3 separate regions of the Mus musculus genome follow, and regions 2 and 3 are each linked to region 1. Evidence: chromatin loops called from intact Hi-C (ENCODE). Cell type or tissue: heart. All regions are shown on one strand.

Region 1 (5,000 bases):
ATACAATGAAGGAACTGAGATCTGATTCATACTGGGAAGGGCCTCTCACTGCCTCACCACCTGTCAATAGGATGCAAGCAACCACCACAGTTCTCCTTTTCTTTCATTTTGGTTGTTATCTATCATGTTGATTTTATTTATTTTATGTTACTCATTTGAAACAGATTCATGCTATAGCCTAGTCTTTACCCAAAATGCTACCCCTTGCCTCTACCTTCCAAGTTAGGATTATAGGAGTGTATCACTAGGTCCTTATAAAGTCATCAATGCCATCCTAATACTATATATACCCTCATGCCTTCATGAGAACCTAATCCCTTCATAAAAGCCCTGCCTCTGAAAGCATCAGCATATGAGCTCAGCATTAAAGTTGCAACACATGACCTGGTGGGGGCCTGCTCAAACTACTGCATGATCTTTTCTTCACCCCTAAAGCTACTCTCTTTCCATGTTGTACTACTTGGAAACAAGTCACTTGGTACATCCACACTCAGGGGTAAGAGCCAGTTCCTCTCTGTGATAATCCAGCTCCTCTTTTATCTTTATAGCATTAAGATACTGAGATGGCTCCAGTTTACTGAAGTCTGCACTGAGGTGACTGCGTGTTACTCTGTACATATTTGGAAACTTATAAGTAATCAAAGATGAAAGCCAAATGGTCTCCTGTTCCCTGCCAACATCCTTCTTCCTGTGATAAAACAATTGTCTTTTCTCAGAAATGAAGTCTATGATTGCATGACAATAGGTCTTTCTGCAGGAAGACATTGTTAGGAGGTCTCCAGACTGTCAAAAGAATCACATTTATACTTAGATATGGGTTTCAGGAAGTTATTACGTATTGACATGCATTGCTTTGAACTAAGCCCACAAGTCTGTCATTACAAACCCCCAAAGCACACTGGCAAACTGAGGCAGTGGGTGGGGACCAAGGTGCTGGCTCCTGTTCTTACTGCATTGTCCCCTTGTTTCCTGGATGGTCTCTGTTTTCAGTGTCATGTATGATACAGATAGCATTTCTGCATACATCCCTATATCACCAGGCTTTTCAGGAAATCAGTGAAGAGTTCTTCATATTCCTTAGAACAAGGAAAAATGTCCCTGCTGAATGGCCACTAGCTATCAGACATCAAATCTGTGTCTGTCTCACCCCTCTGACTTGATGGAAGGACAGTGGTATGATAAATCTAGCAAAAGGATCAGTTTCCTCTAATCCTACTCAGCATGGGTTCAAGTCCTAACTAAAATAGGAACATGGCCTTAAGTACTCAACAGCTTCAAAGAGCACACCGACCCTTTACTGCTTCCCACAGTCCCTCTTTCCTGTCTCTGTTCTTATCAAGCTCTGGTCCTTTTCTTTCCATTTCCTTCCTTTGGTCTAAGTGAGCCCTTGGATGCCAGTCTTTGAGGGTTGTGTCCTTTTGCTTATTGGTCTGGTTCATGCAACACTGCTACTTCACTTCCATACAACTCCAGCTTCTATGCAGGAAGAACAAGTGGAAACTTCCTAAACCATTCTTGCAATTATTTATAAGACCAAGTGTTTTTTTTTTCAGTGCCCTGGTCAGGGTGGACCCATGAGTTTGACTGCTAATAGCATTGCTTCTCTGTATAGAGTTAGAAGTAACAAATACATTGAACAAGGTGGTAACCCATTTGGTTTCTCCATTTCCTTCCTCTCTCATTCATTAAAGACAAGACAACCATGCACATTTACTCCAGATACCAGGGAATGCTGGAGAAAAAGATGGAACAGACAGCCCAGAACTGTGACTCTGTATGCTACAGGAGACCAACCTAGAGCTAGAGCATGTGAAGGGTTAAGCCACAGGCACCAAGGCTTCCAAGGACACTCCCAGGAAAAGGTGAGGCCTGCCTGACAAACTGATGGTCAGCCCAGTTACATAAAGGCAAGGGTTATTTTTATAAAGAAAGTAAAGAGGCAATCTCTTCCAAACAAATCCCAGATGGGCTGAGAATCCTTTCTGTAAAATAAATACACCCAGATCATAGGAAGTACAAAGGGACATGTTTACAAGGAGCTGAGGAGCTGCCTGGCAGTGACTGGGATCTCTGTAGTCTACCTGTAGATGGTGTCCTTTGTGAAAGCCACCGTTTTCTAGCAATTGGAGCTCAACTAGTATATCAGTAGAACCACAAAGGTTACTGGCGAGGCAGACTGATCTTATTGGGAAAGAGAAATAGAATAGGTAGTTATGGATGAACGGGGTGTGTAGGACAGGAGATCTTGTGAGGAGAGAGGAAAAATAAGGAATAGGGGGAAAGACAGCCAAAATTAAGGACCGTTTCAAGAATAGTATGGAAACCTAATATAGAAGAAGCTTCCTTAAAAATATACATACTTAAAGTTGATCAAACTGAAATTGCCAAGTAATGGTGGAGACAGAGACTTAACTGACCATCTGTAGTCACTAAATGAAGCTTCCAGTCCCAGGATTAGGTTACATCTAATTGAGTTTATGGCCAAAGAGATCCCATGGGAATCCTCAAATAACTCTAATTGTTGCCAAGACAATTATAATTGCTCTCCACAAAACAATAGCAAGGCCACAATGCTGAAGACAACACCTACACAATTCACATAATATGAAGAGGTCAAACTGGTAGTTACATAGAGCCTTTACTCCAATGTGCTAGCTTCTTAGATACAGGAAGGTACTCTGCAAATACCAACCAAGCCATGTGCTGGGTTAATGAAGATGAAGAACTTGTGGGAGTAGCTAACCTCTACCAGGAGAGGGAATCCATACCTAATACTGTCTGGATGACCAGAAACTGGAGGCTGGATAACCCCTAGACCTAGGATATTGGGAGAAATCAATAAAATGATTCATAATAATATTCTGCTATATTCATAGATCAGTGTTGCCTAGCCCATTGTCATCAGAGATACTTCCTCTGGCTCCTGATGAAAACAGTTGCACAGACCCACATTCAAAAACTTGACACAGAGAGAGCCCAAACTAGAGACCTCAATAGGGTCCCTTCTCTTGGAATTTGGGGAAAAGGGGAGGAAGAATTTTAGGAGCCAGGGGGTTGAGGACACCACAAGAACATGGCCCACAGTATCAAGTAAGCAGGGCTCATAGGGGCTCACAGAAACTGAAAAGCTCCTTGGTTGTGAGTCTGCAGTTGGTCCTCTGTGTATACATTAGGGGTGTCAGCTTGTTTTTGTGGGATTCCTAACAGTGGGACTGGGGATGCCTCTTGGTATTTTTCTGGTTTTTGGAACTCTCCCTCCTGCTGGGCTGCCTCACCCAGCCCTGATATGAGAGTTTGTGCCCAGTCTTTTGTTTTTTTTTTTTTTTAAATAATTTATTTTTTTGTTCACTTTACATCCTGATTGTAGCCTCTTCCCTCCTCTCCTACCTGTCCCACCCTTACAACTCCCTCCCCTCCCCATTACTCCCTCCTCTTCTCCTCAGAGAAGAGGAAGCCCCACCTTGTGCACCACACTACCCTGGGACATCTACTCCCAGCAGGATTGTGTAGTCTTATTGTATCTTGTTATGCCATATTTGGTTGATATCCTTGAGAGACCTTCTCTTCTGAAGGGACAGAGAGGAAGAGTGGATCTGGGAGACAGGGGAGGTTGAGCAGAGGACTTGGAGGAGTAGAGTATGAGACATTTTTTTAAGGATAGGATAAAATGACTCTTATCGACATTCTGCTATATTCTTAATATCAGTGCCTTGCTCAGCCATCATCAGAAAAGCTTTCTCCTGCAGCAGATGATAACAAATACAGAGACCCACAGCCAGACATGCAGAGACTGGAGAGACCTTAGAACACTCAGCCCTAAATGGAATGTCTCTTTCAAATCCCTTCCCTCGGGGCTTAAGAAACCCTGTAGAAGTGGAGACTGCAAGAGTGTAAGAGCCAGAAAGGAGAGTACCAAGAAAACAAGGCCCTCTAAATCAAGATGATCAAAGCACATATTGATTCGGAGACTGGGCCCGCATACCCAGGGTCTGCACAAGTCAGCACCAGGTCCTCTGTGTATGTCTTGTAGCTTCCAGTTTAGCATTTTTATGGGATTCCTGGGTGTGAGAATGGGTGGGTATCTGGTTTCCATGTTTTCTTTTAGGCTTTTTTTTCCCTTTTGGTTGTTTGCTTAGCCCAATTCCATGGTGGTAGTTTTTGTTTTATCTTCTTATATAGCATTTTATTTTATTATTAGCCCTTAGAAGCTGGTTTGTTTTATAATAAGAAACAAAAGTGAGTGGATCCGGATGGGAGGGGAGGTGGGGAGGAACTGGGAGGAGTAGAGGGAGGGGAAACTGTAATCAGGACGTGTTTTGCAAGGGGGGAACTATTTTCAATAAAAGGGGAAAATAACAGGCACAGTGACACTGACCTCTAAAAGCAAAAACACACGCACGTACACACGCACATTTTGTATCTTAAAATACCATCCCAAGATGCCTGCAGAGGCCTATATCCCACTGACTGATCTGAACCATTGAGCTTGAAAGTGTTCTCTTAAAACTCCAAGGAAGAACAGTGAATTATATCAGTGGCCACCTGCAGGATATGGGATCCACTGTCCTTTAAAGAATATGCTTTAAAAAGTACTTCCCAGTGATTTGTTTTTTACTTAAATGTTTCTAGCATTCACTTATATTATGATAATAAGTCATGTAGAATACAGTGAGGAAGTATATATGTATGTAAGCACGCATGTAAATGTGCATGTATGGGAGTCCACGTGAGTATGTGTATGCAAGCATATGCTTGACATGTGAATGTTTGATTCACCACAAGTAGGTTATAAAAGGCTGGGACATCCAGTTAAATTTAAATTCACATTATAGGATGCATAATATTTTACTATAATTATGCTCACAAGCGGTACACATAAACATTATAAATGTGCACTACAGTATCATTCATTGCATATCCAAAGTCCAAGGCAAATGGCTATTCTGGATCTCTATTTTTTTCTGGCAATCCTAGGAAACATTAGAGTGAGGAGCTGTGTC
Region 2 (5,000 bases), 200 kb before region 1:
CTCTAGATGGTCCATCCTTTCATCTCATCTCCAAACTTTGTCTCTGTAACTCCTTCCATGGGTGTTTTGATCCCAGTTCTAAGAAGGGGCAAAGTGTCCACACTTTTGTCTTCCTTCTTCTTGAGTTTCATGTGTTTTGCACATAGTATCTTGTATCTTGAGTATTCTAAGTTTCTGGGCTAATATCCACTTATCAGTGAGTACATATCATGTGAGTTCTTTTGTGATTGGGTTACCTCACTCAGGATGATGCCCTCCAGGGTATTTGCCAGGCACTGGCAAAGCCTCACAAGATATAGCTATATCAGGGTCCTGCCAGCAAAATCTTGCTGACATATGCAATAGTGTCTGAGTTTGGTGGCTGTTTATGAGATGCATCCCCAGGTGGGGCAGTCTCTGGATGGTTCTTCCTTCTGTCTCATCTCCAAACTTTGTCTCTGTAACTCCTTCCATGGATATTTTGTTCCCCATTCTAAGGAGGAACAAAGTATCCACACTTTTGTCTTCCTTCTTCTTGAGTTTCATGTGCTTTGCAAATTGTATCTTGGGTATTCTAAGTTTCTGGGCTAATATCCACTTATCAGTCAGTGCATATCATGTGAGTTCTTTTGTGATTGGGTTACCTCACTCAGGATGATTGCCTCCAGATCCATCTATTCACCTAAGAATTTCATAAATTCATTGTTTTTAATAGCTGAGTAGTACTCCATTGTGAGAATGTACCACATTTTCTGTATCTATTCCTCTGTTGAGGGACATTTGGGTTCTTTCCAGCTTCTGGCTATTATAAATAAGGCTGCTATGAACATAGTAGAGCATGCGTCCTTATTACAAGTTGGAACATCTTCTGGGTATATGCCCAGGAGAGGTATCCTTTGTACTCTTGACTGCTGAGCCATCTCACCAGAAATGGTTGGTTTTATATGGTGACAGATTATTTCTTTGCCCAAGCCCTTACTAGGCCTCTACTGTGACCTGTAAGGACTTGAACAAACACTATTTCTAACAGCTTAGCCATGTTTCCCAATTCCACCCTCTCTAGAGCACATGGACTGCCAAGATGGTGTCCTGCTTGAGCCAGCCTTCCCTGAGTGTAGAGCTCCATCTGCAGTCCCAGTAACCAGGGAAGCCAGAATCTTAGCCCTGGTGACAGGCTGCTGGTAGATACTGCAGGCTTAGTCACAGCTGCTGACTCTTAGCTACATCTCACTTATCTGAGTCCCCTGCAGCCTGTTCTCCATTCTCCTCCTTCCTCTCTCCTTATTTTCTCTATTGCAAGCAGATTTCTCCTTTGCACAAATTGAATATGAGCTCATTTACACTGACTCCTTCTGGTTGCAGTAGACCTGACTGACCTCACTCTGCCATCTAGTGATGGGGGATGTGTTTTTTTTTTTTTTTTATGTGCTCACTGGCCACACTTCTTTTCTGTTTATTTTACTTTGCATATTTATTTTTTGTTTATTAGGTTGGGCTATCTTCCTGAGTGTTCTTGTGTGTATAAATGTTTTTCCCTGTATTGAGAACATATCATTCTCAGAGAACCAGATGCATTAGTTAGGACCACACAGTTGAAAAATTAAAGAACATAAATTAAACATAAGGCAGTTGCAAGATAATGAATGTCCTTGGAGAATTTAGAAAGGGTGGGATCATGCATGGGGCCTCTTCAGAGGAGGCCTAATCCCTGGGAAGAACAAGAATAGGGAAAATGTAATAAAAACAGAAATTCCATAGAGGGAATGTGTATGGTAAGGAATAGATCATTTGCCTATATGTGCTAGGCTATGGGTTCTGTGCCCAGCACTACCAAGGGGAAAAAAGACATAGCAATGTAGAAGAAAGGATGGAATCTTTAAGATAATTGGAAGGTTTCTGTGAAGTCGTGCATCTGTGGATGCCAAGAAAAAGAGTGCAAACCAGAGTATGTGAAATTGTGGATAGAGTAGCTATTGTGAAGAACATTGGAAGGCAGAATGCAAAACAACCCTAGTTTATTTGGTGTGTTTTACATGATTAGGGAACTCTCTATGTGTCTCTAAAATAGCTTTTGCTGTACAAATTGAGAATGGTTGCTTCTGTGACTTTATTATATTATCACTCTGATGAGGCCCATTCTTATGCACCCACTGTAATAGTCCTGTGAGTCTGAAGCTGCCATCAGTGTTGAGGCTTCTCAAGGACTTGCTTTGCTGGGTGGGGAACATCCTGCCTGGGGGAACTTGCCTTTCCTGAAGGAAAAGTGAGGTGTCCCAAGCGGAAGGAAAAGACATTCAGAACTAGGGAAGTTGTCCACTCCCAGGAATGATGGGGGAGGGATGGCTAGGGAGTAGCCTGGAAAGGTTCAGAAGGGGACAGTCCCAAGCTACCAGGTCATTGTGGCCACTGTTATTCAGGACAATGCAAGCTTCAACTTGGCCTACCCTCATTCTCATGCAGATCTGTAGTCATATCCATGAGCCATCATGGAATAGTCCATCTTGGGAGGAGATGAGAGTTGGTGTGCTGGAACCCAGACCAGAGTGCTGCAGAATGAGTCTCAGCCATATACGTTCATGCTTGGCTTAGGGAAGGAGCTCTGTAAACATGTGATGCTGTTCATCTTTCCAGGTTGTGTAACAGGTGGACATGAGCCAGGTCCTTCTGCATGCAGGATTTTCTTTGCCAGGGATGCTTCACTCCTGGAATATACAGCACTCAGTTCCAAGAGCTCATTGCGGCCATATTTTCTGCTTCCTTAGACCAGTGATCATCTCTCAAGTGAAGAGGCAAGGTTTGTCTAGGGATGCCTAGAGTGAGTTGCTGGCCTGTTGAAAGCACTGAATGTTGTGAGCTTCATGTTGACAGAGGATAAGCAATTATGCCTAAAGACCACAAGACACTTGAACTTTCATGAAGTAGATTTTAGAAATATCCATTCACATAATTCACTAAAGCATCTTATGGCCTACTGGGCCAGATAAATTTTACTTTATGCTGTTTGGGGTGTATTTACAGACTTTATTCTACCTTATATTTTTCTAGTCAAAGAAGTATGTAGGGAAACTATGTTAAAGTTTTTCCTTTGCCTAGATTAGTCTAATCATTGCTTACTTAGCTTTTCCTTATTTTTCTACAAACCCTTACAAGACACTCCCATGGGCCAGAAGCAGCGCTCCTCTCTGGAGGCTCAAGACAGAGGTCTCTGAAGGCAGGACCATCTTGTGAGAGGGATGATACCCAATAGGGCATCACATTAGGCGCTAGCTGATTTATTAATTCCACTTCTGTCTGGAATGTTGAATGCCTCGCCCCCACCCCCCAAGTGACAGATCTTTCATCTTCACATGGTAGAGGGCAAAGGACAAAGAGGCAAAGATGGTACCAATTTCATTCACGGGAGCACAGATTTGATGTCTGAGTCACCTCTTAAGGTCTCATTTCTTAGTACTCAGACAAAGAAACTAAAGTTCAACATGGGTTTGGGATGCAATAAGCACTAAAACCATAGCAGACACCTCAGCTCTTTGTAAAGACCTTTAATTTGATGCTGCAAACGTTAGGTGGAAACTCAATTTTCACATATAGACAAAAGCAAAGGAACGGGTCCAGGTGAGTTTGTGGGTTTAGCATGTATCAAGTGTTTGGAATGAGAATGTAGCAAAAGTTTGGAAAGGAATATTTTTCCTGATTGAGGAGACAGCAGGAACTGGGTTTGTTTTCAGTAGAGAATTTAGCTCCATCAAGTGTTCAGACTTTGACAGGAACAATGTATGCATGTATTAGTTTTATAACCAAAAATAAACTTAGCTTAGACATTTCCATTTTGGGAAAAACTAAAAGCAGAATCAAAATTAGTGTTTTACAAAATTTGTATTACAAGCCAAATAAGAGAATTACCTTACCAGGTCTGTAAATCTTGGTAGGGACAGAGCTATGTGCATCTACTGCAAGTTATGTGCAGACCAGCAAACATTTTCCTACTAGGAACCATCTCACTCAATTGAGGTGATTCCTCAGTTGCCATGGAGAAGTTGTAAATTGGAATGGAAGTCGAAACAGGCCATACTCAAGTTACCAGGGTCACTGGTCTCAAAGGACTTGGCTGTGTCATAGCCACTGACAGATGAAGTGTGCATATTTGGTCTCATGGCTGCAAGAAAAAATAGATTGCACACATTTGGATTAAGTTTTTCAGTTAACATATAAAACAATAGGTCTGGAACTGTTAGACTCAAATCTGCACACAATCAAATTGTAGCCTTTGAGGCAAAGCTTGCCACATCTGGAGGCAAAAGCACTGGTCCATTTAAACAGCTTGCCTCTCTGCTCTCTGTATATGTGGCTGACAGACCTTTGTTTTCTGTGTCCCATCCATCTGCTGTTCTTGAAGAAAAACTCATTCCCCAAATCACCCTCAATGGGAAGCAAGCCATTTTACTCTAAGGCCATTTCTGCCCTATAAGTTCTGTAAGTTTAGCTGGTCTACAGCTGCCTACATCCAGTTGTGAGATCTTTTTCCTTTGAATTGAATGGACTCTGAGAGGCAGAATCTGGGAGATTTGCATTTCTAGTGGGAACAGTTTGTTTAGTTTCATTGTCGCCCTCACAGACTTGGTCATCAGTGAAAGTTCCTGCAGCTCTTGTTTGACGATGCTGACACTTAGCAGGGAGGATGATGATTGTATCTTCCGGAGTGTCATGAGATGAGGTCCCAGAGGGACTCACTCCCTGCAGAATGCTCTGAGAAAACGAGGAAGACCTGGCTGCACTGAGGCCACCAGGCTTTGTGGGTGTCAACTTCCAGCTTGTTCTGGGATTCTGCTCAGCAGATAACATGTGTGCACCTCCCACATTTACATAAATACACACATATTTAAACGCAGAAACACACTTTCTGCTCTATTGTTGGCCTTTTTCATTATTTTTATTGATAGTGCTGGACATTCTGTCTAGTATTCCATGAGTGCTCAATAAATATTTCTGAAAGAATAAATAAAGACACAACGGAATGGCTTTCC
Region 3 (5,000 bases), 170 kb before region 1:
GTCCCTCAACAGAAGAATGGATACAGAAAATGTGGTACATTTTCAAAATGGTCTACTACTCAGCTATTAAAAACAATGATTTTATGAAATTCTTGGATAAATGGATGTATCTGGAGGATATCATCCTTAGTGAGGTAACCCAATCACAAAAAAGTCATTAGATATGCACTCAATGATAAGTGGATAGTAGTCCAAAAACTTAGAATACCCATGATACAATTTGCAAAACACAAGGAAATCAAGAAGAGGGAAGACCGATGGGTGGATACTTCATTCCTCCTTAGAATAGGGAACAAAATACCCATGAAAGGAGTTACAGATACAAAATTTGTAGCTGGGACGAAAGGATGGACTATCCAGAGACTACCCCACCTAGGGCTACATCCCATTATCAGCCACCAACCCCAGACACTATTTTGTATGCCAGAAAGATTTTGCTAAAGGGACCATGTTATAGCTGTCTCGTATGAGGCTATGCCAGTGCCTGGCAAATACAGAAGTGGATGCTCACAGTCATCTATAAGATGGAACACAGGGCCCCCAATGGAGAAGCTAGAGAAAGCACCCAAGGAGCTGAAGGGGTCTGCAACCCTATAGGTGGAACAACGATATGAACTAACCAGTACCCCCAGAGCTCATGTCTCTAGTTGCATATGTAGCAGAAATGGCCTAGTTGGCCATCACTGGGAAGAGAGGCCCTTTGTTATTGCAAACTTTATATGCTTCAGTACAGGGGAATGCCAGGGCCAAGAAGTAGGAGTGGGTGTGTAGGGGAGCAAGGCGGGGGGAGGGTATAGGGAACTTTCCAGATAGCATTTGAAATTTGAAATGTATATAAAGAAAATATCTAATAAAAATACTTAAAATAAAAAAAGAGTGACCTTGAATTTCCTTCAACTGATAGGCACCTTCACCATCTATATACACCCAAGATCTGAGTTTGCTGAATCTGCATTGCATTTGATAAAACTAATCTTGTAGGAAAGCTATACCAAAAGGCACCTGAAGGACAGGGCTCAGGTCTGTAACACACCCTCTAAGATGGTAAGAGAGGTCAGCATAGTCAGGGAAGGCATGGGAAGACGAAGGCTTCCTAGCGTCCCTCACTAGTCTGCCATCTCTAAGCTGATAGTTTATCACACAGTGATTCCAGAAACAGCATGATGTAGGACAGCGTCCATTATGCTGAGAGCAAAAACATCTGTAGTTTGGCCTATTCTCAGCATACACCTGTGCCCGTGAGCCTCTTAACTACTTCTATAATTTTCCCTGTATCATTGGCAGGAGGAGATGGGTGGTACCATACTTCCTGACTTTTTCCTGTGTGATCTCTCCTGTTTCTCGAGGAATCAGTATGCAGGTAGGAACCACTATCTATTTTGAATCTCTCTGACTGATAATTGTTTTGTTTTGTTGTTTGTTTTCTCAACAGTCTGTATTCTCAAAGGCAAATGCAACTGAACTCTGAGGGTTGTGGTAGGGGGCTGCCCCTGATCAGCAGAGTTACCCACGTCATCCTAAGTAGGGCCACGTGTTTCAGATCCATCTCTGGGAAATGCTAGGAGTCACCTCTGTGCCTTTATTTAGTTGCCAGTGATCTCACAGGCGAAGTGTCAGTTAGGGAGAATGCCTGAATCATATTTTCCAAGTAAGAAAGTGCAGGTTAAGGAAAGAATACTGTGTAGTTCATGCTAGGAAAATGATGTCATTCTACCTTAATTAAAAAATGTATTTTTTTTAAAAAGAGAAGAATATCACACACAGAATGAAGCAGAGTCCTTGAGTTCTAACACCAGACTCAATCTTCAGTTCTGGCCTACTCCAACCAGACTGCCAGAGCTCCAAGAGACCTTTTAGTTCCAAACTACCCCAGGTTCAGGAAGGGATGTCACCAGTTCACCCCTGGATACACTTGGTTCCTAACACTCCTGCTGGACTCAAAGGGTGGAGTGGGATCGACTCAGGGAAAGAGCCCGTGACAGCCTGAGCCCAGTGTCCTGCAGTGGGTGGTTCCAGGAAATTCCAGGCCAGAGGGCCTAACTGGCTGCTATTTTTAATGTCTATGAAACAAACCCAGGGAGAAACTCAGTTCAGTCAAAGCAAAGCAATCGTCTCAGAGAAGGAAGGGATGGATAATGTGCACCAGTCTCTGTGCCTCTGGGTGAAGCCATGCGTGTGGGCAGCTTATAGCTACAGCATCCCCTAGACAACCACACAACAGTTTATGGCCATACAAGTCTGGGCTGACCCTTAAAACAGCATCTTAACAGAGGAGTGCTATGTTTCCTGGGATTGTATGAGAATAATGGTTTCCTTTGACTGGTCATGCTCCAAAATCTACATTCCAATATGTTGTACCAAACTCTGCAAGTCAGAGTTCTAAAATGAGGCAGCCCTTAAGGGCTCAATTGCTTGATAAATCCAGCAGGATTACTCCAATATCAAAGTTAGGGTTCTCTGAACCAGCCCACATACCATCTGGCATCTCTACATGTCACCCCTGCTTCCTGCTGGCTCCTCCCTCAAAGGACACAGGAAGGTCAAGGGAAAAACAATATCCACATCCCCTCTAATCCTAACATTGCTTCAGAGTCCAGTGCATAGTCTCTGGTCACGTGGATGCCAGTCTAAGGGACAATGTTGTTCCTATAAGACTCACACTCTAGTAGTGTTGTTTATCCAGGTTCCTTCAGGACATCAGAGCCCAGGCTGTGGATGTAGCTGTTAGTAGAGTACTTGCCTAGCATTCAGGAAACACTGGCTTGGTCAGAACATGTCATGAACTGGATATATTGGTGTAGGTCAATTCTAATTCCAGCATTTGGGACATAAAGGCAGGAGGGTCAGTAGTTCAAAGTCATCTTTAGCCACGTAGTGAGTTCCTGGCTATCCCAAGCCACATGAGAGTCTGCCTTAAATCAGTGGATTAATTTGTTTTTTTTTGTTTTGTTTTGTTTTGTTTTGTTTTTAAAGAAAGAAAAGAACATTAAAACATTTCACAGTGTAGAAACTGAACAGAGATGCTCAGGGCTCCTCTATTGGATTATACCTCTATGAAACTTTGTCACAACACTGTGACAAACCCTGTGCCTGTCTGTCTGTCCTACTGTGTCTAAGTCTGGCTCTTGGAATTTATGTGGGCTATAAATGCAGATTGGACTGCAGGTTCTGGGCTGCTGGAGGTTTAGTGTTCCTCTTTTGAAACACTATGGTGTACACACAGACCTGGTAACTGGAGAACTTGGAGGTTTCTCACATTCATTCTCTCTCTCTCTCTCTCTCTCTCTCTCTCTCTCTCTCTCTCTCTCTCTCTCTCTGTGTGTGTGTGTGTGTATGTGTGTGTGTGAGTGTAGCTACATATGGTCAGGAGTCCTTGGACATCAGAAACAAGTGTCAGACCCCCCCCCTGGAAATTACAGACAACTATATGCTGACATAGAGGCTAGAAATCAAACTCTGCTCCTCTGGTGTTTTTAACAGCTGAATCATTTTACCAGCCCCAAGTAAGAGCTCTCTTTGTACCAAAGAGGGAGTATCTCAATGGGTCACCACATGCATTTTTACTGCCTGCTTGGCCATGGTGTGGGAAAGAGGGAACTCCGTTCAAGCTAACTCTTGCCCTGAGTTCCTGCTAAGTGTCAGAGATGAGGATTGTGCCAGAAAAAAAGTTAGTGATGTGGGGAATACTGAGGTGGCCAGTGCAAGATAAAGGGTAGTGATGGACTAAGAAGCTTGTTTATAAAGCAAGGAAGAAGGCTAATATCCTGAGGATTTAACATGGTTGAGTAAAGGATTTAGTCTGTATAACACTTGTTGACAGATGTTCTGCCCTCAAGGCAGTACAAAGCAAAGTAACCACAGCTGAGGCGCCTTTGTAATATAAGTTTCAGGTCATTTTTAAAAGGTAAAATGCACCTTGCATGCCTGAGGGAGACAAACACAAGCAAGTATTACGTACTGGCAGATGACAGGGTCTTTTTTTCTAACTGTCATGGGGTTCTGGCTCTGCTAAGCCACCAGCCCTGAGGGTGGACTTAATAGAGTCTGGAAAGAAGGCCGGATGACAGGCCACCTGCACATCATGTGTTTGCTTGGGTGCTGGGCCACTTGACTCTTCTTAAACAGGGGTTGGAGATAGTAGCTCTTTGTAGGGCATGGTAGATGCAGCTGTGGAGTGCTGTGGTGAGAATTAGGTGTGTAGGGAGAGCTAGCTTCAAACGCTGGTGAAGTAGAGTAACAGAAGTCCTATATCTTCAACTACAGAGACTGTGAAATAATGAAATATGTCAAAGGTACTGGGCCACACCTGTGATGCATGTTAAGATACAGATACAGGGAACCCAGTGCCTAAAAATCTTAGCACAATAATGTCACAGTACTTTTCCAAAGAAGCAGGGGGAATGGAGGTGCCAGAAATATTCGTATGTCCTTAGGGTGAAAGTTGAAAGCCATCACTATCTTGAGGGAACCCACACTGAGATGAAAGTGCTCACTTTCAACCTCAGTTGGACCATAGCCTACCAGAATACTCAGAATACCCTCTTAGCACTGAGAGAAGCTTGGCGCTTGGTATGGCTAGCACAGGGAGATATAGCAGCAGACATGACCTATGGCTTCCCAAAGGAGTCCCCAAATTAGAGTTGCCATGGGCACAATCAAGAGAGTGGGAGAGAAGAGAAAGGGGAAGATAGAAATGGAGACACAGAGAAGAAGAATGGAGCAGGAGGGCCATCTTGCCCCTAGCAAGGCTAAGGTGATAGTAAGATAGTTGGGTCAGGCAGAGATCTTATTAATCTTCTTAGCAGACTTAATAGACTCCATTTGAGATATCGTCTGTTTAGTCAGTGTAATATCTATTGATTTAGAATATATTGTAGGAATTGTTCTGTAGTATTATTCTATAAATTTCTTATTTTGTCCCATTTCATCTTCACAATTCACTGGTATATGGCATCACTCCAAGTTTTTTTGGATAAAGAAGCTAAACTAGGGATTAAAGT

The links. Hi-C counts contacts between places; a loop is a spot of excess contacts. Peaks named below come from ENCODE experiments on the same cell type or tissue, not always from the same donor. Only the 100,000 strongest peaks of a DNase experiment are listed, where the experiment ranks them.
Region 2: it touches region 1 in a loop (1.9-fold over the local background); 5 of 42 quality-filtered maps call a loop at or near these places.
Region 3: a loop joins it to region 1, with 2.3 times the contacts of the local background. A loop is called at or near these places in 5 of 42 quality-filtered maps.

Annotation. Positions count from the first base shown.
Region 1 is chr2:148,343,687-148,348,686 of GRCm38, forward strand. No RefSeq gene overlaps it. Among named protein-coding and RNA genes, the nearest start is that of Gm39957, 46 kb to the right of the region's middle. In heart, a CTCF peak has its summit at 2,050; a DNase peak (open chromatin) is centred at 1,875.
Region 2 is chr2:148,147,329-148,152,328 of GRCm38, forward strand. Gm24221 (a small nucleolar RNA gene) reads left to right here and starts at 3,815; the gene lies at 3,815-4,134. In heart, a CTCF peak has its summit at 1,330 (motif pointing left); a DNase peak (open chromatin) is centred at 2,273.
Region 3 is chr2:148,169,319-148,174,318 of GRCm38, forward strand. Gm36597 (a long non-coding RNA gene) reads left to right here and starts at 1,289. Exons shown (of 3, transcript XR_375096.1): 1 at 1,289-1,360. In heart, no CTCF peak of the experiment used is centred here; DNase peaks (open chromatin) are centred at 1,983 and 2,543; H3K27ac peaks cover 925 bases.